Linked DNA regions of Homo sapiens: region 2 is linked to region 1. Evidence: chromatin loops called from intact Hi-C (ENCODE). Cell type or tissue: heart left ventricle. All regions are shown on one strand. Links, peaks and the distances in the headings refer to the core of each region. The heading gives the core; the rest is flanking DNA.

Region 1 (10,199 bases), core at 1,381-9,380:
CAATGTCTCCTCGCTGAAAGGTAAGAGTTTAAAATTTATCTGAACTCGGAATATTATAGTTTGTTTTGGCTCCAGTGGCATGTTTCCATAATGTATTTAAATCACAAATCCCTGCTCTGAGGCAAAGTCAAAACACCTGGTCTTAGTCCTGAGGTGAGGCCCTCAGAGCTGGAATAGTGCTTTGCCCTGTACAGGGGCCATTATCCGATTTATATACAATGCAGAAGATTGTCTAGAACCTAGAGAAGCACTAACTACAGTCTTATCCTTTTCCTCCTTAGCAAAATGGAAGCTCCTCCTTGCACAGTGCAGCCCCTTCCTCACTGTAGGTTATTCCAAGTGAGAAGAGTAAACATGACTTCTAAATGCCATCTAACGATATATGCATATCTAAAGGAGACAAGGATGACTGAATGCATCTTCATGTGTAGGAAGTGAAGTGTCTGTTGACATTAAGTACTTCTTCATGAGTGAGAGGAGGCCCATGATGGAGATGACACCAGTACCTCCTTCTAGCACTCTGAATTCCCAATGTTTACTACTGCTGTCTCTGAAACTGCAGCATCCTCACCAGGACCACACAGGGAACAAAGGCAAGACACCTGAAATCCCTTTAGCCATATTCACAACACTTACTTCATAGATAAGATGATGTTTGAAATATGAGAAGGATTTTTTTTTTAAAAGAGCACTCTATTCTCTTGGTATCCTAGTATGAGTGCCTGAAAGTGCACATTGGCTAGAAGGTTTCATGTGAGCATCAGCCCCAGGGTCCAGAAGACACTCTTGGCAAGCCTGGAGAGTGAGTATGTTGAACAGGCAATGGAAGCATCCATGAAAGGCAGGCAACTGCGCACGACTTTCCAACAGATGGCTGGTCAGTTGCACAGAGGGAAGGAGCCATGGATTCCATGATAATGACACTTGTGCCAGCTTTTGTGTTTCCAGAAGTTTTGAAGATATAAGGGAACCACCACATGTAGAGTATGTGAAGTCTTACAGAGACGAGGTCCTAAGGTATTTATTTTGACAAATCACGTTGCAAGTAATGTGAAAGCAGTTTGAAGAAAAAATGTCCCCATCTAATGCTGCATTATGGCATGCATTTCTTTAGCCTAAATCTGTCAGTGACATGAAAATACATGTTTTGCTGGACACATAATAGGTTGAACACATAATAGGTTCTAACATGGATCTGCATAAAGAAGAAAGAAGAAAGGCTATAAAGGTAGAAGAATAAATGTATAAATATTACAACAGGACACTGAGCTGAGTGGCTCTTTACCATAGACCTTGCTCATAGTTCTCACTACAGGCTTGCTCTGAGCCAACTTCCAAGTTCTCTCCTTCTCCTTCCAAACTTCCCTGTATGTCATCTTGCTCCTGGGCCACCTGACTGATGTTTAATGCCTGGATATTTGCTTTCACCTCTGCATGACCAAGCCTTGGCCAAGTCACTGTTGACTCAGTTGCAACATCTGTCCCCTGCTGAGGGCTGTTGTAGCTTTCATAGCTCACAGTCCAGCTTGAATCTAACCTTTTCTGTGGTCATTCAGAGTAGCAAGAAGCATTGTGTTTTGGATTTACTGCAGAACTCACACACTTAACTGTACACAGTCAGTTTTTATAGCTATCACTGCATCCAGATTGGACAGTGACCTTGGCTGAGACATCCTTTACCTCTGTTTCAGATTAATTTAGGCGGCATATAAAATCTCTGTGCACTGCCAGGGGAAAGTAAAGACTTCATGAAGAAATGGAGAAGAGCCGAATAGTTGACCATTGTTGCTGTATAAATCTTGGATCCAGGGCTAAAAGGTGGCAGTATAAATGCAGATGGTGCTGCTGCCATATTTTCCTGGCACACCTTTAAGCAGCACATTTCAAGCCTTCAGGGTTGGAATGGCATTTCCAAATATAGACTCAAAAAATCCTCAGATGTTTGATTCTAGAATAGAGCTGGGAATTCTGTCCTGCAAATGCCTTCTGCAGCATGGGAGCAAACCCACTCTTCTGTGTCTGTTGCTTCAAACTCTCTATTTTCTGGAAACTGGAGAAAGATGTGGGTCTACATTTTGAAATATATGCCTTGAACAAGAATTATGCACCTATAGAAAACTTGTCATACATTGAATAAACTCTCAGTTTACAGAAATCTATGGAAATATCAAAATAAAACATCAGAAGGAGCAGTAACTATAGAGGTTATTAACTAAGGGGATAACCTGAAAAATAAAGTTATATTTGCTAAAAACTGTATTTGATTAGTTTGGACTTCTTTTTTCCTATCCCTTTCCTGTTTTATATTTATATTTTATTTCTTCTAAAATTAAGTGATCTTTCACTATCTAATTAATATTGTAGAAAATGTCCAAGTCTAGACATTAGGACGGCTTTTGTTATTTAAGTCACATGCAAGAAGCAGCATGGTTTTGTGGAGAGAGCTCTACCTTTGGAGTCCAGCTCTACCTTCGGTGCTAACCCCAGGCATCTTTGTCCCGATCATAGTACCCCTCTGGGCCTCTCCTTATATTTGTAAAATGAGGGGGGCTCTCTGCAGTATCCTTCTGGCTATAAAATCTATCAGCTCTCATTGCTGAAGGTTTCTTCTGTTCAGAGTTTCTAGGTTTCTCGTAAACTGAGGAGCCAGAGGTCAGGAGGAATGGAAACTTGTTATTCCTTTTGTAACATTGTTCAGAGTTTTAAATGAAAACACAAGTAATTAATTTGTCATCACTGCTTGAACATATTATACTTTACTGAATTATAAAATATAATCTTTAGAAAAACAAATTTGTTATGAGAAATAAATGTTGCTGCTTGTCTAAAATTTTTTAGGGCCCTTCAAATTATTGCCTACAGTACCACTTATTAGCCCTGGCTGTGCATTAGCATCTCTTAGAAAGCTTTTCAATATGCCAGTGTCTGCCCTCCCACCCTCAGATGTTTTTATCTAATTTGTCTGTTGTGGGGCCTGGGTACCAATATTTTTAAGAGACAAGATTGAGAACAAATTACGTTCAATTACCAAGGCTGATGTATGCATGGTTCCCATGCATGGCTTGTACCTATCCACCTCCATAGCAACCACATGTGGTCCCCTCCAACATGTCGTCATGTTTCACACATGTCATTTCACACTGCTCCTTCTTTGCGTCTTCTGTTGTAGCCTGGAATGCCATGCCCTAAGAGGCTTAGACTTTCTCGAGCCCCTCCCTACAGTATAGATTTCTTTATTAGCATAGCTCCTGTACTTTGTAATGGCCTGCCTTGCACTCATTCTTCCTGTATTGTAAATATTTTATCCACCATTGTATATATTTATATTCATACATTGGATCATGTCTCTTGGGCTTAATGCCCACCCCTTCCAAGTGCTTTCGCACTGTACCTACCTCGGCCTGTAAGGCCTCACATGATCTCTTTCTCATGTGCTCTCCCTGAACCATGGCCTCTTTCTCAAACCTCTCTTCCTACCACTTCCTGCTTGTTCACTTCACTTCAGCCTTACAAGCCTCCTGACCCTCAAACATACCATGCTTGTCCTCATCTCAGGGCCTTTGCACAAGTGGCTCCTCTGCCTGGGGTGTCTTCTTCCCCCGCTCATCCTCCCATCTGCCTGCTCCCCAGCATTCAGGCCCTCCCTCAAATGCCATCTCCTCAAAGTGGCCTTTCTTAACCACCCTAGCTAGAGTAGCCTGTCCCCCACTCTACCATCCCAGCGTCACACCCCATCCCACTACTTCTATGTTCTTTGTGGGACTTGTATTATCTCAAGTAATATTGTTGTTTTGTACACATGATTTTTGTAAGCCTCCCATTACTGGAATGTAAGTTTTATGAAGATAGCGACTTTGTTTAGTGGGGGCTTAACAAATATTGAACAGATGAAGGTTGTCTCCCCTATGAGATAGTGCAGTGCCTAGTGTAGTGACTGGAAAGATGGTGTTCATTAAGTGCTTCATGAGTGATGTTTCATAGATGTTTCTCCTTCAGAAGCAGGACCACCAGATAGCTCAAATAATACTCATAAAAATTATTTTTTTCACATTTTCTTAATTTCCAGCTTTAAAAAGCAGAGAAAGTAAATATGTTTTTTCTTTTTATAAGAAAATTATATTATGTCTCTCCCTAACTTAAAAATCTTTATTTCCAGGACCCACACCTATGGGGACTCCCTCTCTCCAGGAGTCCGTTCAGCATATAACAAAGGGAAAGGGATTCCTCTGGAAATCAGTTTTGCCTAGAAGCCCCAAATTTAAACTGACACCGCTGCTCTGAGCCAATGTGAGAGGAAACAGATGTTTTTTTGAACATCTAAATTTGGAGGGCCCGGCGTGGTGGCTCATACCTGTAATCCCAGCACTTTGGGAGGCTGAGGCAGGTGGGTCACTGGAGGCCAGGAGTTTGAGACCAGCCTAGCCAACATGGTAAAACCCCGTCTCTACTTAAAAGAAAAAATACAAAATTAGCCAGTCCTGGTGGTATGTGCCTGTAATCCCAGCTACTTGTGAGACTGAGACAGGAGAATCATTTGAATCTGGGAGGCAGAGGTTGCAGTGAGCCACGATCACACCACTGCACTCCAGCCTGGGCAACAGAGCAAGACTCCATCTCAAAATAATAATAATAATGATATTATAATAATAAATTTGGGGACTTTCCAAATAGGTGACTGGACAGGTAAAGATGGAGTGGGGGTGGACCAAGAGTAAACCCTGTGTCCTTGCAGGGCTCTGCCTGAGCGACTGGGCCCAGGGCTCCCTTAGATCCCTGCACTTTACTGCTGACCTGTGGCTCCTATGAAATTGGCTCCTGTTAAGCAGGAGACTCTGGTTGCTAGTCATGGTGGTGACAGTTCTAATTCCTTCTCCCTAGCTTCGCTCTTACCCTGGGATACCTAGAGGTAGAGAATAATTCAGAAAGTTGTCAGAAACACTGGGAGCAATGTTTACTTGTATGGAAGAGCACTGGACTCCCTAGAGAACACAGGATCTGTAAGGTATGACCCGAGGAGAAAGATACAGCAAACCTGTTTTCCCATCTGTGAAATAAAGGGGTTGAGCTAGATGGTTTTTAGTGGCTTCTCTGTTTCTAATCTGCTCAGTCTGTAAGAGTTTGTAAGCATTTTGTTATTGAAGTGATCAACATTCAAACTGTAGGCAAAAGGTGTTTTTATCACGTAATTCTTTCAGCACAGATAACAGGTATTCTCTGTATAAAATTGCATGACTCTCTTTGTGGACACTATCAAATTGAGGTAGTAAATTACCATTGCAGCAAAGTCTGGTTGGGATGCCATAGAGTGTGTTCTCCCATAGAGTAGCCAATAGTCACATGTAGCTGTTAACATTAAAATTAGTTAAAATAAAATTAAAAATTCAATTTCTCAGTCATATTAGCTACATTTCAAGTGATCAAAATGCACACATCTTCTCTTTCCAGTACAGTTCTCAATTGGACAGAGCAGATATGTGCATTTCCATCATCACAGGAAGTTCTACTGCACAGCACTGGTTTGGAGTGCACCCCTGCCCTCAGATGAGAGTTGTATAGTTAGGGAGCTGCTAAGGACCCACCCATCTCTAAGGCTGAGTGATTCTGTGACTTTGTGTTGGGAAGATCATATTCCTGCTCTTTCTTTGCTGAAAAGGTTTTTGGTTTCCAAAAGTACTGAGGTTGGTGGAGAGGTACAAAACAACTGCAGGGAGTTCCTGTCTGCCTGAGGAGATCATCATTCACCTCAAGAATTACAGTGAGAATAAGAGAAGATGAAATGATACTGAAAAGCCGTTTAAAAAGTTGAAGAGTTATGCGTATAAAGCAAGATGATTGTTAAGTGAATGCATTAGATATAAAGGCCACTTGCTCCTGGACCCTCCTTGACTTCCATCCCTCTAAGCCAATCAAAATGAAGTTGGAAGTGATGGGGTTTGGTTGCCATTGGCAACTGATTGTCTACTTTGTCCAAGCTCTGGCAACCTGGGTTAGATAAACTATGAGAAAGTTCTCATAGAGCAAGCAATATTGGCTTCTGCTGGTTTGAGTCATGTTTACCTTGGCTTTAAGGGAGTCCCCAGAATGCTGGTGAGAGTCATTGGGAGGGCCTGGATCAGTGGCTCAGCCAAGTTAAACTAGGGGAATCTCCCTGGGGAGAGGCTCAGTGATACCACTTTCTTTCCCAAATGAAGCTCATAGAAGAGGTGACTCTACCCTCTCTGCTTATCTCTTGGTCAACTTTCCGTCTGCTTCCTCTCATGTCTTTGCATCATAGTTTTAACTCCTGTTAAATTATGTTAAATATTGTAGAAAAGGCACCAAATGTGGTAACTACAGCCACATGCCTCAGGTTTGGATTAGATCTCAATCGGCCTCTCAAGGAAGAGGACACTGGGAGTGATTTGGAAGGCATCTCCATGTGTCTTCATTGTCAACACTACCTCCAAGCACATGGCACTATTCTGGGAGCTATAGGAACCAGTGACAAAGGCACATGATTAGACAAACACCCAAACACAGGCAAGTATATTTAGAGTATATACTAAGAGAGCACAACTCTAAGTGTTGACTCTTGAGTGGAAAGACATGGGATTTGAGTCACAGGACCTTGATCTAAATCCTGTTTATTGACTGTGTTATCTGGGGCTCTGTGAGCCTCTGTTCACTCATGTAAACTGGAAATAATAATGCCTTACCTTCAGGGATGTTCTAGGAATGAATGATGAACACATAGTGGTGGAAGGCTTTGCACATTGAGGCACATAAATGATTTCCTTTCCCTTTCTGAGGGGTCAGTGCTGTGATTTGGAGGGGAATGGTGGAGTGACTATGGAGAGTCCATGCTTAAAGAATGGAAACCACTGCATTTTACTAAGCTTGTTGGCTCTCTGTGGTTTGATAATAGGGTAGGGATGGGGTGGATTTGGCTTACTGGGTCAGGGAGGATCTCCCTACAGGGTAAGGGCTCACAGGAATGGAACTGCCTATCTCTCTTTAATCCTGAGCCAGTGGTTGATGTTTTGGTAGCTTTGGCTTCTCTTCAGCTGTGGGCTCTAGCTGCATAGGGCTTGATACTTGTGGGTAATTTGCAACTACTGGTGCAGTGGAATCCCGGGGATTGACAGAGGGGCAGTGTGTGTAGTTTAGGGGGAGGGAAGGAGGATCCCCTGTCTCCCTGGCGCCTCATGTCCAGTGAAATGTTGTGCCAATCAATGGCATTGATTGGTCTCTGATGGAGATGTAGTTCTATTAGTTCAATTTCCTGTTTCACTATAGAATGTGACTGTATGTGTTTGTGAGAGAGACACAGGGAAGGAGTTATTATCAACAGTGGGCAATAGGGGAGTAGTCAGGGGAAGAGAGAGGGGACAGTTCTCTCTGGGACTCTCAGTTGTCCTGAACGTGGGAGTAGTGACTTGCTGGAGTAGAACTATGGAAATTAGGGTAACAGGGTATTTTTCCACGAAGGAAACTAGAGAAGGAAGTAAGATCAGTCCGAGTGTAGGATCAGTGTTCTGAATACAAGAGGCAGATGCCCATTGTTGGATATGAGAATCTAAGGTGGAGAAGAGGGCTGGCTTGGTTGAAACTCAACCAAGAGCATTTCAGAGTTCTTTCCTCAGAAAATACCGTGGTAAAGCTTTAGTTAGCTATAGATGTACTTGGGACGTGTGGTAAAAAAAGAAAAACAAATAAGACGGGGACCCAGTCCATCACTCTGATTCCTTACAACCACATCAAGGCTTCAAGATGTGGCTTTACCCCAAGGAACCTTTAGCGCCTTCCTGGCATCTCACAAACTTTTCTCTGAAGGAATCTCTCTTCTCTGAGTGTGATGAAGGGTGTTGAACCATTGGGAAGGAACTTTACAACATCCACTGTGTGCCAGGTATAGTACTGGTCACTTTATGTCATCTTAGTTTTCATAACAACTGCATGATCTATGCATGCAAAATCCCAGTTTTACTTATTAAGAAACTGAGGCTCAGAGATGTGAAGTGTCTTATCCAGCGTCACATGGCTGGTGAATAAGTGGCAGTATTGGGATTAGAACCCCAGACCTGAATTTAGATCATTTAGAGCCCCTAAATGTCAGGTTAAGGAGTTTGGAATTCTTTTAAAAGGCAACAGAGAGTTGTTGGCTGTGACCAACAGGTTGATATATGAGAGAAGACGTTTTCCTCTTGAGTACACACAGAGAAGTTGTAGATCAATAAAAGCAAGCTCTAAACCTCTCTCACATTTATGGGCCCTTGGGCTTGATTCTTCTTTATGCAATCAAGACTTCTTAGTGCTGTCTGGCTCCAGACTTGGGGTTTTTTGAAGCCTGCAGAGTCTCAGGGCACAAACAACATGAGCTGCTTGCCTAAGACATACTTTATAAACTCCTTCCACTTCCACATTCTTTTTTTTTTTTTTTTTTTTTTTTTTTTTTTTTTTTTTTGAGACATGGTCTCGCTTTGTCACCCAGGCTGGAGTGTCGTTCAAAAGATTCTCATGCCTCAGCCTCCCAAGTAGCTGGGATTATAAGTGTGTGCCACCATGCCCAGCTAATTTCTTGTATTTTTTTAGTAGAGACAGGGTTTCATTATGTTAGCCAGGCTGGTCTTGAACTCCTGGCCTCAAGTGATCTGCCTGCCTTGACCTCACAAAGTGTTGGGATTACAGGCATGAGCAACCTCACCTGGCCCATTTCTACATTCTTTATGCTACCCCTGTTCTCAGAAGTGATGGAGTAATGCTATGTAAGGATTTGGGAAATTAGGCTCCAAGGTTTAGTGGATTGAAACAACTATTTGCTTACTGGCTTAGCTACTTGGGTTGGCATCAGCTGGGCAGTTTTTCTGCTGGTCTTACCTGGAGTCACTCATGTAGCTGCAGTCATTTGGCAGCTTGACTGGGGCTGGATGGTCTAAGATGGCTTTACTGACAAGTCTGGCAATTGGTGCTGGTTGTCAGCTGAATAACTCTCTCTGTTCATCTTTTTGTGATATCTTATCCACTAGAAGACCAGACTGAGTTTCTTTACGTGATGGCAGAAGTGTTGAAAGAGAACGAGAGCGGAAGCTGCAACACCTCTTGAAGTTGAGGCCTAGAAGTCACACAGCATCTCTTCTGCTCTACTGGATTGGTCAAAGCAAGTCATGGGCTAGTTCAGACTGAGGGGGTAGCAAAATAGACCCTACCTCTTGGTGGGAAAAAAGGCAGTCACATTGTAAAGGAGTGGGCACATAAGGATAGAAGGACTTGATTTGGCTATCTTATAAACAACCTACCACAGAAGGACTTCTGTTTTTCTGATCCTCCCTTAAGTTTGAACTACATGTTCCCTGAGGAATTCCTGCCTGTGGAGATCAAATTAGAATTTGGATTCTCAGCAGGTGGTTTAATAACTGCAAGCAGTTGCCTTCAGAGTCCCTGAATAAAATCATCCTCCTGGGGTCCTGGGAAAGGCTTTGATGGGTATCTTAAGCTCTCTCTCCGCAGATCTTGAACTACTTCCATAGGTTATTGGATATTTGGTGAGAAAGGCATCTTGGAGGAATGGAAATGCAGGGGTTTGGGAGGTGGACAGACCTGGATTCAGCCAGTTCAGTCTTAGTTCTGACTGGCTACATGGCTTTGGGTAGGTTACTTGACTTCTTTGAATCTTATTTTCCTTATCCATAAAATAAGTGTATTCATTTTGCATGATTGAGTTGAGGAGTCATTCATTCAACAATGGGTGATAATAACTAAAATCAATTCCAAGAGTAGCATGAGCTCAAGGCCTCTCATTCAGACTCCTGAATCAGCCCATCTCACCCCTACCCCATTCCCCTTCGCCTTACCTTGGCTTGCTGGCCAAATAGGCCGTGAGTTCCTAAGGTCTTCCTGTCTTACTCTGTCATGATTGTTGTGAGCAGGGCTTATCCCAGTAGGATAAATGTACAAGGAGGAAGAGGGAGAGAGTTTAAGAAAACCAGCCAGAAAGTCTGCTCCAGATAACAAGAAATTCTGCCAAAGTACTGGATGGAATAGCCAGAAATGATGCACAGAGAATCTAGTCACTGTTTAGGACATGGGTGTAAGATTTGGATACACAAGGCCAGGCCCTGAGCCTTCTAGCTCTGAAGTCTTGGGCAAGGCTTTGAACCTACTAAGCCTAGCTTTTCTTATCTGTACCCTAGCAATCAGAATTTTGTATTGCAAGTTCGTTG
Region 2 (10,199 bases), core at 1,441-9,440, 110 kb after region 1:
ATGTGATGCCAATACTGCTGGTCTGAGAGCTATGCTTTGAGTAGCAAGGATGGAGATTAGCAGGAGTTTGCAACTCTACTTGCACATTAGAATCATCTGAGGGACTCTTAAACCTACTGATGTCCAAGCTCCCATTTAGCCAATTAAATCAGAATTTCTAGGGATGAGGTTTGAGCATTGGTATTTTTGCACACTCCCCAAAGGATTCTAATGAGCAGTCAAGTTTGACAACCATTGTTCCAGACCAGTCCTCCTGCCTATGGCACCTCCTTCCTTCCTCTTAGGAGAGGGGTGGAAAGAGAAGGAACAAAGAGGGGATGCTCAGAGAGTGGCAAGACACAGAGAGATAAATTGCTTTTCAGGTTTTGAGTAATGATGCAGCCTTCAGATCATCAGAGTGAGCACTAACAGGGATTGAGCATGTACTCCATGCTATGCACCCTATGTGCTTTACACACATTGATACATTTAATCTCTGCAAGCCCCATGAGGAAGGAATAATTATCTCCATTACACAGAGGAGGAGACTGAGGCTCTGAGACCTTAATAGCTTGCCCTGGGTCACACAGTTAATAAGCATAGGGCTGGGACCCAAACACAGATATTAATTTGCTAGCCTCTCATTCTTCATGAGAAAGAAGAGAAGCCTAAAGCCCTATAGGAAGGAAAAGATGTTTACTAATAAACTAAGGTGGTTGCCTGCATCATCATTTGCTGGAGACACTTTCCTTCCTGGAGACAAACATTCTCCAGTCCGCTCTCCAGGAGCTTGTAGGGGCCTCACAGAGAAAACCAAGGGCGCAGACTCCCCTGTTGCCCATCCCTAGTTCTGTTCACCATACCACAGAAGAGCTAAAAGGGAGAGCCTTGGAAAAGATAAGACTGTGAAATCTTTGCAGCCCAAGCACTGGCCCATGTTGCTTAATCCAACTATGATGATACCCTGGGTCCACGGGCCTTGGTTTTAAAGCTGTGGAAAACTGTCCCCCAGAAACTAGGTCAGTTTTTCTTCCAGCTTCTGCTTCTAGCCTCTGAAGCCCTTTTGAAGTGAACTGGGGTCAGGAGGAGGGAAAATGAGGAGAGGAGGGACACAAAAGCAGTTCTTCTGGGGTGGTAAATGGCTGGCAGTTGTAGAGGCTTGCTAAAGCAGTCAGCAGTCTGTAGAAACTGCTGATCCTGACTGATCTGTGACTCCTGACCAGTGAGTCCCATGGCCTCCACTCACCATTTCCGAGGCAGGCTGTGGTCATTATTATGTGGATTTATCTTGTCCTTTCCCTCATCCTATTTCTGCCCTGTTCTTCCCCTGACATCACTGAGTATCCTTGTCTGTGTCTGCCCCTTCCAGACGAGCATGGTATCTGTGGAGGGCCTCACAAAGCTGGTGGACCCCTCCCAGCTGACGGAGGAGTTTGATGGCTCCCTGGACTACAACCATGAGGAGTGGATCGAACTGCGGCTCTCCCTGGAGGAGTTCTTCAACAGCGCCGTGCACCTGCTCTCGCGCCTCGAGGACCTCCAGGAGATGCTAGCCCGGAAGGAGTTTCCTGTGGATGTGGAGGGCTCTCGGCGGCTCATTGACGAACACACACAGCTCAAGAAAAAGGTGCTGAAGGCCCCTGTGGAGGAGCTGGACCGGGAGGGGCAGCGGCTGCTGCAGTGCATCCGCTGCAGCGACGGCTTCTCAGGACGCAACTGCATCCCGGGCAGTGCTGACTTCCAGAGCCTGGTGCCCAAGATCACCAGTCTCCTGGACAAGCTGCACTCCACCCGGCAGCACCTGCACCAGATGTGGCATGTGCGCAAGCTCAAGCTGGACCAGTGCTTTCAGCTGCGGCTCTTCGAGCAGGATGCTGAGAAGGTAGGAAGGGAACAGGCCAAACCTGAGCCGGGATGGGGGTGAGGGAGCAGAGGTTGCTCATCCAACTTTCTGATTAATGATAGTACTTTCCTGGAAAGCTTTAAAACAGTGTGCCTACTAGTTTTAGCTAATGTAATTTTTTTAAGCTCACCCTTATATAGTGTGTATTATGTGCCCAGTATTGTTCTAAGCACTGTGTGTAAATTTACTCATTTTAATCCTTTCAAGAGTCCTGAGAGGTAGATGTACTATTATAATCACATTTTACAGATGAAGAAACTGAAAGGTTAAAGAATTCACCAAGCTGGGAAGTGCAGTCTGGCTCCAGGGTCCCTGCTTTTACCTACTGTTAGAAGCTGCCCCGAGTGCCTGCAATGAGTGGCTCAAGCCAGCTAAGGAACAAAAACAGTACTGTTAACAGCCACTATAATATTAATTAGTGATTATGGCCCTGCAATGTATTTTACCATTGACAAACCACTTTCACACAGTCTTATTTAATCTGCATAATCCTTTGATCCTTATGGGTTGAGTGGTGGCATCTCTCTTGACATGCAGGGAAACGGATGTTCTTTGATCTTGGGTCTACAGTGACAGAGCTGACATCTGAATCCAGCATTTTTCTGTTTCTAAGTCCAGGGCTCTTCCTGCCATACCCACTTGTTTCCAAAGGTTTCTCTTCAGCTGCTAAGCACTTTCTTGAGTAAGACACCATTTTTTCCAGCAGTGAATTTTCAAAGCTTTCCCCTTATCAGGGAAAAGTAAGATAAGAGAATGTAAAAAAGGAAAATTGCATATAGTGCCTCTTTGCTGAGGATACAAAGGTATCTTTCCTAGATTCTCTTTAAGCTAAAGAGAAGAAAGAAGAGTTTACTATTATATGTGCTTTAAGAAGAATAAAATAGGCTCTCTTCCTATGAGTTTTCTGGATATAACTTATATTTAAATGGCCAATACTGTTCTTAGGGATGCCATGACATCTCTCAGTAACCTGTGAATTTTACAATGTCTGATATCATGGTTTTCTGTCTTTTAAGAGCTCATATTGAAAAATGTCTCTAGGTATTTTTAAATGATGAAATCGAGATCTTCAGCTCTCTGTATAAGTGTGATCCCAATTTATGTATTAAATATAACTGCAAGAAAATTTATCAGAATATTAATAGTTTTGCTTCCTTGGGGCAGGCTTATGGTTGATTTTAATTTCTCTGTATAATTTTATAATGTTTTCTAATTTTTTATAACATATAGTAAAAAAATTAGTATATGCAGTTTTTTTAATGCATATCACTTTTTATAGCATATCACTTTTTATATACCTTTTGAATATGATTTAAGCAAGGTTTGGGAACTTCTGACCTTTCTTGGGGCTCTTTGCCCAGTGGCCTGGAAGCCTGGGTCTGACCCTGGCCTGACCTGCCCTGAGAAGGGCAGCTTAGACCTCAGAATTCCTGCATTGCTCACCGAGTGATTAGATGCCAAGGCAGGAGCCAGCTGTTCTGTGAAGCCAGAATCAGGTACTTTGGCTCTGTTGCCAGTTTTGTTTTCTTTGTTTATTTTTTTGTTTTGTTTTTTTTTTTTTTTTTTTTTTTGAGACGGAGTCTCGCTCTGTCGCCCATGCTGAAGTGCAGTGGCACCATCTCAGCTCACTGCAAGCTCCACCTCCCGGGTTCACGCCATTCTCCTGCCTCAGCCTCCTGAGTAGCTGGGATTACAGGTGCCTGCCACCATGCCTGGCTAATTTTTTGTATTTTTTTAGTAGAGACGGGGTTTCACCGTGTTAGCCAGGATGGTCTCGATCTCCTGACCTCGTGATCCACTCACCTTGGCCTCCCAAAGTGCTGAGATTACAGGCGTGAGCCACCGTGCCCGGCCCTGTTGCCAGTTTTGGAAAGATCTGGAACATCTCTTTTTTCTTGAGGCCTGTTTTGCTCTGGGGCAGGGAATCTGCTTTGCAGCCTGGCCTGGGTGCCTGTTTCAGTGAGCAAGGGACAGAAAGGGAGGTGGGAGACTTAGGTCTGCCTAGGTATGTTTTAGAGTTTGGGGCACTTCATGGTATCCCTCAGGCTCAAGGACATGGGAAGCCTGCATAGGGCACAGATAGTGCCTGTCTGAAAAACCAAGTAAACGGCATACCATAGCTCCAGAAGTTCCCAGGTCAAGGAGGCTGCCTTTCTAGGGCCTGCCAAGTTCCATTCAACAGGGCAGTAATTGCTGTTACACCTATATGCTCTCAATCCATGTTCATAAGAATTGTATAGTACATTGATAATTACTACTTTACAGTTGAAGAAATGGAAACTCAGAGAGGTGAAGTGGCTGGCCCAAGGTCATACTGTTGGTTAGCCAGGGCCAGTGTTTTAATCTGTCTCCAAAGCCCATCCAAGCTCTTATCCAATAACCCTGCTGTCCCTCTGCTCCCAGAGCTTGCCTTCTGCTACCACTGAACACCACCTGTTAGCCCCTAGGTCTCCTGGCGCATGCCTTGATGGCCCTAGAGAAAAATCCCAAATCCTACATTTTAATGCTCATTCCACAGCAGGGGCTCTTTCTGTGCCATGGACTCTTTTGGTCTGGTGAAGCATATGGACCCCTTCTCAGAATAACATTTGTAAATGTACAAAAAATATACATAGGCTTGGAAAACAATTACTTAAACACGGTTATTTGCAGGAACAGAAAACCAAATACCACAGGTTCCGACTTATAAGTGGGAGGTAATCATTGGATACTCATGGACTTAAGGATGGCAACATAGCAACTGGGGACTACTGGAGGCAGTAAAGAGAGAGGGGGCTAAGGGTTGAAAAACTAACTATTGGGTACTATACCCATACCTGGGTAATAGGATTATACCCAAGTAATAAACCTGCATATGTATCCCTTGAATCTAAATTAAACGTTAAAAATAAAATAAGGAAATAGTTATTACGTTTTAAAAATAGCAGCACTATATGTATTTTTAATTAACATACTAATAAGATCTACTTGAAGTCTAATAACTACCATAATCCTGAAGTAGTGATGAATGTAAATAAATGATGTTTCAGGACAACAGCCCTGATGTGATATGAAAATGTGTGTGTTTCTATTGGAGTCAGAGACACACACTAATGCAGTTTGTTGACTGTGTTCATAATGGAAGAGAATGCTATATTTCAGTTAGAGGTTAGTGAAAATAAAGACGTGATTTTTTTCCCTATCCAAATATATGATCCCTGAATTCTATCCATGAACCCAAGGTTTAGAATGTCTGTTGTGTGATGTGCTCATACCTTAAAAAGGAGTGTGGGGGAGTGGGCGAATGTGCACGTGTGTATGTTCATGCATGTGCATGTGAGTAGAGGGGTGGGGAGAGAGGGAGAGAATATTCAAAACAAGGGAGCAAAAAGAAGGGTGGGACGAGGGCAGCCCAGGAATATTTTGAGGTTGAGTCAGTGGTGAAAATGCCACTCAAGCTTGACCCAGCTGCCACTGAAAATGTGCTGAGTGCTGGACAGGGTAGAAAAACAGTCCTTTTAAGTTGCTTTAAGATTAATTTAAAATATCTGCGCGGAGCTAAGTGCCTCAGCCTTTGACTTATTTGGTGGCTTTGGAAGGGGGTGAAGAGGGTGATGGTTTGGAATAAGGGCTGTGAGTGTGGATCCACATCTAAACAAGGGCTTGAGGAAGTAGTTACTGCCTGAGCCAAGTCTTAGTCTCCCTTCTGGTGGGAGGCTGGTTGGCGGAGGCCTCTAATTCCAGATCTGGGAAGCTCTTGGCAATCAGAGGAGTCTGGTGATAGTTCAGCCTCTATTTTTGTAAAAGAGGTGGGCGCAGTCTCGCCCCTGGCCTTGCAGGGTGACAGCTTGTTCCCAAGGGCTTGAAAATGGGTTGGTGTTCCCCATTTACCAGCTGGCCTTGGGGAGTGAAGCTGCCTCTCACTTATTCCCCTGACACCTGTGGTGAGCCCCCACATTCCCCATCTTGGAGGTGCTGGGGAGTGGGCCGTGCTCTCTCCCAATTAAGTATCTAGGGAGTAGGGCCTCTGTTCCACAGATAATTCATAAAGCAAGTCACTCATTCATTTAATAATCAATGTTGAACAGCTGTCGTGAGCCACCAAAAGGGTGGGTAGGCCAGAAGTTCTGTCTGGAGCAGCTCACCATCTAATTAAGCAAGTGAGCACATAAGCTCCTGTGTATTCACTTTTTTTTATTTTTAAAAGCAGGTTTATTGAGGTATAATTGATAAACAATAAGTGGCACATATTTAACATATATGATCTGATAAGTTTGGACATACGTATACACCTATAAAACCATCAAGGTAATAGACATAGCCATACCTCCAAAAGTTTTTTTGTTTCCCTTTGCATAAACTCTTACTTATTAAATGCTTTCTGTGCATGCTGTACTGTCCTAGGCACAGCCTCTGTGCTTGGAGAATGTTCAGAGAAGAGGGAACACTGCTGCTCAGGAATGACAGGAAAGTCTTAATGAGCAATCTGTGGAAACACAGAGTAATTCAGAGATGATTCAAACAATGCATGATGTTAGATGAACCACTGCAGTCTCAGCCGGGCGCCCTCTGGTCTATAACTAATGGGCCTGTCCTCCACTGTATTCGCAGAACACAAGCCAGGTCACCACTCATTGGCCTGGTGCAGATTAAGGCTCTCTGTGCAGCCATGTTTCACATCTGGCCACCCCTCCAGTTGTGGTAGACCCTGTGTGATGAAGGTGTCTGCCCTGCAAACACAACCTATTACTGAAGAGAAGGGATGGGCCTCTTCCCCACTGGGGGCCATATGTGGTCTTAAAGGTCATTAAGTAGACTCATTGTAGATGTGCCTTTGGAAAATGGAAGGGTGAGTGCTACTCAGTGGAAGATCCTCCCCCGACACACCCCTTCCTGGGTGCCTAGGGCACATCTTCTAATGCTAGAACTAGAAGCAGCCGTGAAGTCCACACGTCTACCTCCCACACACCGTAGAAATCCCAGCCTTGCCATCTGATGACAGTCATTATGACCTCGTGATGTCAATGTGCTGATGCCAATGATAAGTATCAGAAAATATCGAAACTCCCATCTGCCTTCTGATGTGGGGAAGGCCCTCAGTCTTCCAGTCTTTTCAGGGAAGGAGCAGAGCTTCGAAGAGTTCCGGTGCATAACTAGACTTAACTGATTGAGAAATCTTTATCTACTTCATTTCTGAATAAAGGAAGCTCTACTGATGTCTACCCAGGAGGCCCATTTTTTAGCCTTGCCCAAAGCTATTCTGGAAAGGAGAAGATATTCGCACTTTGGGAGAATCCCCAAAAGAGTGAACAAAGCTGGCTAATGGGGCTTCCAGTATTGAAATCATGCCTATTATTGGTTTATGCAGCACATTGTATTTGTTTAATGTGTAAATGCATGGTTGGGAAACACCCAAGACAATATCCTTATCACCCTGCTTGAGAGGATATTTTGGTGCCTACCTCCCCCATGACCAAGACATCTAGCCCAAATGAGAATCTCTCATTTTTTTTTTAGGTGTTCAGCAGAGACTGTGGCCTCCGTGGCTGCCTAGCCCTGCCTTTACCACTACAGGAAAGCTCACCTTGGAAAACCTAATTTTTAAATGCCTTCCTGCATATTCATTTTTGCACGGTGAAATTCTATTCACATCCATGGGTGCCATGCTGAAATGGAGCTGTGGTGGGTGGGGTTAGGATTTGTCCTGGGGTGACACGTATCAATTGTGAGACATTAGGCACATCTTTAACTTATCACCCCCAATTGTGTTACCGACAAAACAAAGATAAAGAATTTATATTACTTCTACTTCAGCATCTTTTGACTTTTCTTCTGCTTCCACACTGCACTGTTCTCATGCACAATACTCTCTCTTCATGAAAACATCTTTCAACAGGAGAAGTGGGGTGGCCACGGTCATGGTGGTGGTAGCTTTGGAGGTGGTGATGACAGAGAATAAACTTCTGAGGAGATGTACCAGAATCTGCAGAGTGGTTTAATAAAGCCCCACCCCAACCCCAATCCATTTCTCTTCCTTCCTCTTCCTTTGAGACTTGCTCCACTAAATAAATATCTAAGCCCTTTTACAACTTAACAATTGTATAATACTTTTTGCTTTTGTGCTTTTTCATTCTCCCCTACATATTTATAGTGGGTTCTTCTCTTTTCAGGATTGTTGCCTTGGGTAATTATGAAAAATAAGAAACCTCTCAGCAAATAAAACCCTACTCCCTTGAGGTTTTGTTTGTTTGTTTGCTTAAAAAAAAGACAAACTTCTTCGCAGGGTTGTTATGAGAATTGAGTGGGGTTATGTATGTAGCAGTGCCTGGCATGGTGCCTGGCCCAGCATAGCTATTCCAGGAACATTGGCTTCCCTTCCTTCTCCCTGCACTATTTCAGTTATGATTTACTCTTCAGTCATGGGTGCCTGCTGAGACCATGAAGAGTGTCACTGATGCTCTCTTCCAAATGAACCTGCTCTAAATCATTTTCAATTATCCTTAATGGAACAAAATTCAGAATTGATTTTTGAGAGAAGTTGGAAATTATGGTGTAGATTCTTGGGGGTCCTGCAGGTCACCAGGCTATGCAGTGCCCCTGGGCAGGGCACAAAAGAGGAGCACATAGGTCACACTGGGGTCACACCTGAGGAGTCAGGGTGGGGACATCCTCCACAGGGAAAGTTCTCTGGAAAAACAAGGTCTGTCCTTGAAGCAGCCCCAGAGAAAAGTGATTCTTCCTGGTGTCCCATGAGAGGTGAGCACCTGTCCCCATGCACCCTCTACATCTGAGACACTTGTCACCTTCTGCTTTGCAGTATAGCTAAGAGCATATTTGTCTTATTCCCTTGCAAACTTGGGGCCAGAAATACTTCCTATGGCAATGTTTATGCATTTTAATATTCTTGGAAGTCTGTGCAAACAAAATAATGCTGCTTTTATGTTAATCACCATGAGAAAATCTACACTGGGCACCACTGGGCATCGTGGTAGGCAGCAGACCACTGTGCTAAGGGTGATGTGCTTATTGCGTTTTGAGGTTGGTATGTCCTGTTGGCCACATTAGCATTGCAGGACATCCCCAGGATGCCCCGTCACTGGGCAAAGTATCCACTGCTATTTCCTGTCCTCTCCCTCCAAGGTATAAACAGTTCTGGTCACTCCCTAGAGCCCAAAACAGGACCCAAAGTCTTATCCTGCCTGGGGTGACCAGAACCAGTGGGGCTGTTGTAGAGAAATCCTGCTGCTTCTACTTCCCTGGTGGACCCTGGCCCACTGTCTCTTCTCTTCCCCACACCTCCAACACCCCCATTCCCCATGAGGCAGCAGTAACATGATTCCACTGTCATTTGTCAAAGTGAAGTGCCTTTGCAGTAATTACAATATGTAATTCTTTTCGGAATGTTCAAAGTATTTTCACACCCATGACCTTAGAGATTTTCTGGCCCAGCCCTTCCTTTTACATAGTAATCTTTGACCCAGAGCAGAGACCCACCCAAAATCATCCAGTCCATGGTTCATCATCCAAGTCTCCCATGTACTGTGTGTGGTAGGCCAGGTGGGCACGTATAGGGGCATCATTTCACAGATGGGAAAGCTGAGACTTGGTGTGCTTGAGTGGTTTGCTTGGGATAGAGTCCTCTGCTTTGAAGCTGGTGCTCCTCCCTCTTCTCCCAACACACGCACGCACACATGTGCGCATGCACACACACATGTGTGCACACGTGCACACACACACTCTCTACACCCTCTCTTTGGAGGCTCCTTGCCGTGCAGGACAGATGGTGGCATGTGCCAGGAACCTAGGCGGTGGCTAAAGGGGCTGGGGGCTAGGAGGATAAGGGTCACTTGACATGTGTCCTCACCAGTGCTGTGGTGAAGGGACAAGCACTGGACAGGCCTCCAGAGGGGCGTGTCATGTCTCTGTGTGGTTCAATTGCCTGAGCCCTTCATGTTGGGAGGGAGGCTTCAAAGAGCTGTGACCTTCGGGTTGGCCAGAAGGGCAAGGCCTTTACGGGGTGGTTGTAATTTCCTGCTTTTTTTGGAGAAAGGCTCCGGTGCCCTCTTGTTCCTGCTCTCCCCTCTCCTACTGAGACCTTAACCACCAAACCCCTCCACCTCCTGTTGACGGAGCTCAGGGCAAGGAAGTGTGTCTGTATCCCGCCCCCTGACACAGAACACAGTGTCCTGTATTATTTCCAGCCTGCTGGTCCTGGGAATTTCGACTTACTTTTTCTCATTTCCTCCCCTTGAACATTAGAAACATTAGATTCCAAAAATAATCTAAGTCACCGTGTTCTACAGGCTGCATGTGTGTGTTTTCTCCCAAAGCTGTTTTT

The links. Peaks named below come from ENCODE experiments on the same cell type or tissue, not always from the same donor. Only the 100,000 strongest peaks of a DNase experiment are listed, where the experiment ranks them.
Region 2: a loop joins it to region 1, with 7 times the contacts of the local background. A loop is called at or near these places in 4 of 110 quality-filtered maps.

Annotation. Positions count from the first base shown.
Region 1 is chr3:124,162,428-124,172,626 of GRCh38, forward strand. All of the region lies in intron 1 of KALRN (kalirin RhoGEF kinase), which reads left to right. LOC105374077 (a long non-coding RNA gene) reads left to right here and starts at 4,581. Exons shown (of 2, transcript XR_924424.4): 1 at 4,581-6,087; 2 at 9,006-9,285. In heart left ventricle, for the core only: no CTCF peak of the experiment used is centred there; no DNase peak of the experiment used is centred there.
Region 2 is chr3:124,267,395-124,277,593 of GRCh38, forward strand. It overlaps KALRN (kalirin RhoGEF kinase), which reads left to right. Exons shown (of 60, transcript NM_001388419.1): 5 at 1,349-1,861. Among named protein-coding and RNA genes, the nearest start is that of MIR6083, 100 kb to the right of the region's middle. RefSeq lists an enhancer at 1,880-2,650. In heart left ventricle, for the core only: no CTCF peak of the experiment used is centred there; a DNase peak (open chromatin) is centred at 8,194; H3K27ac peaks cover 4,714 bases.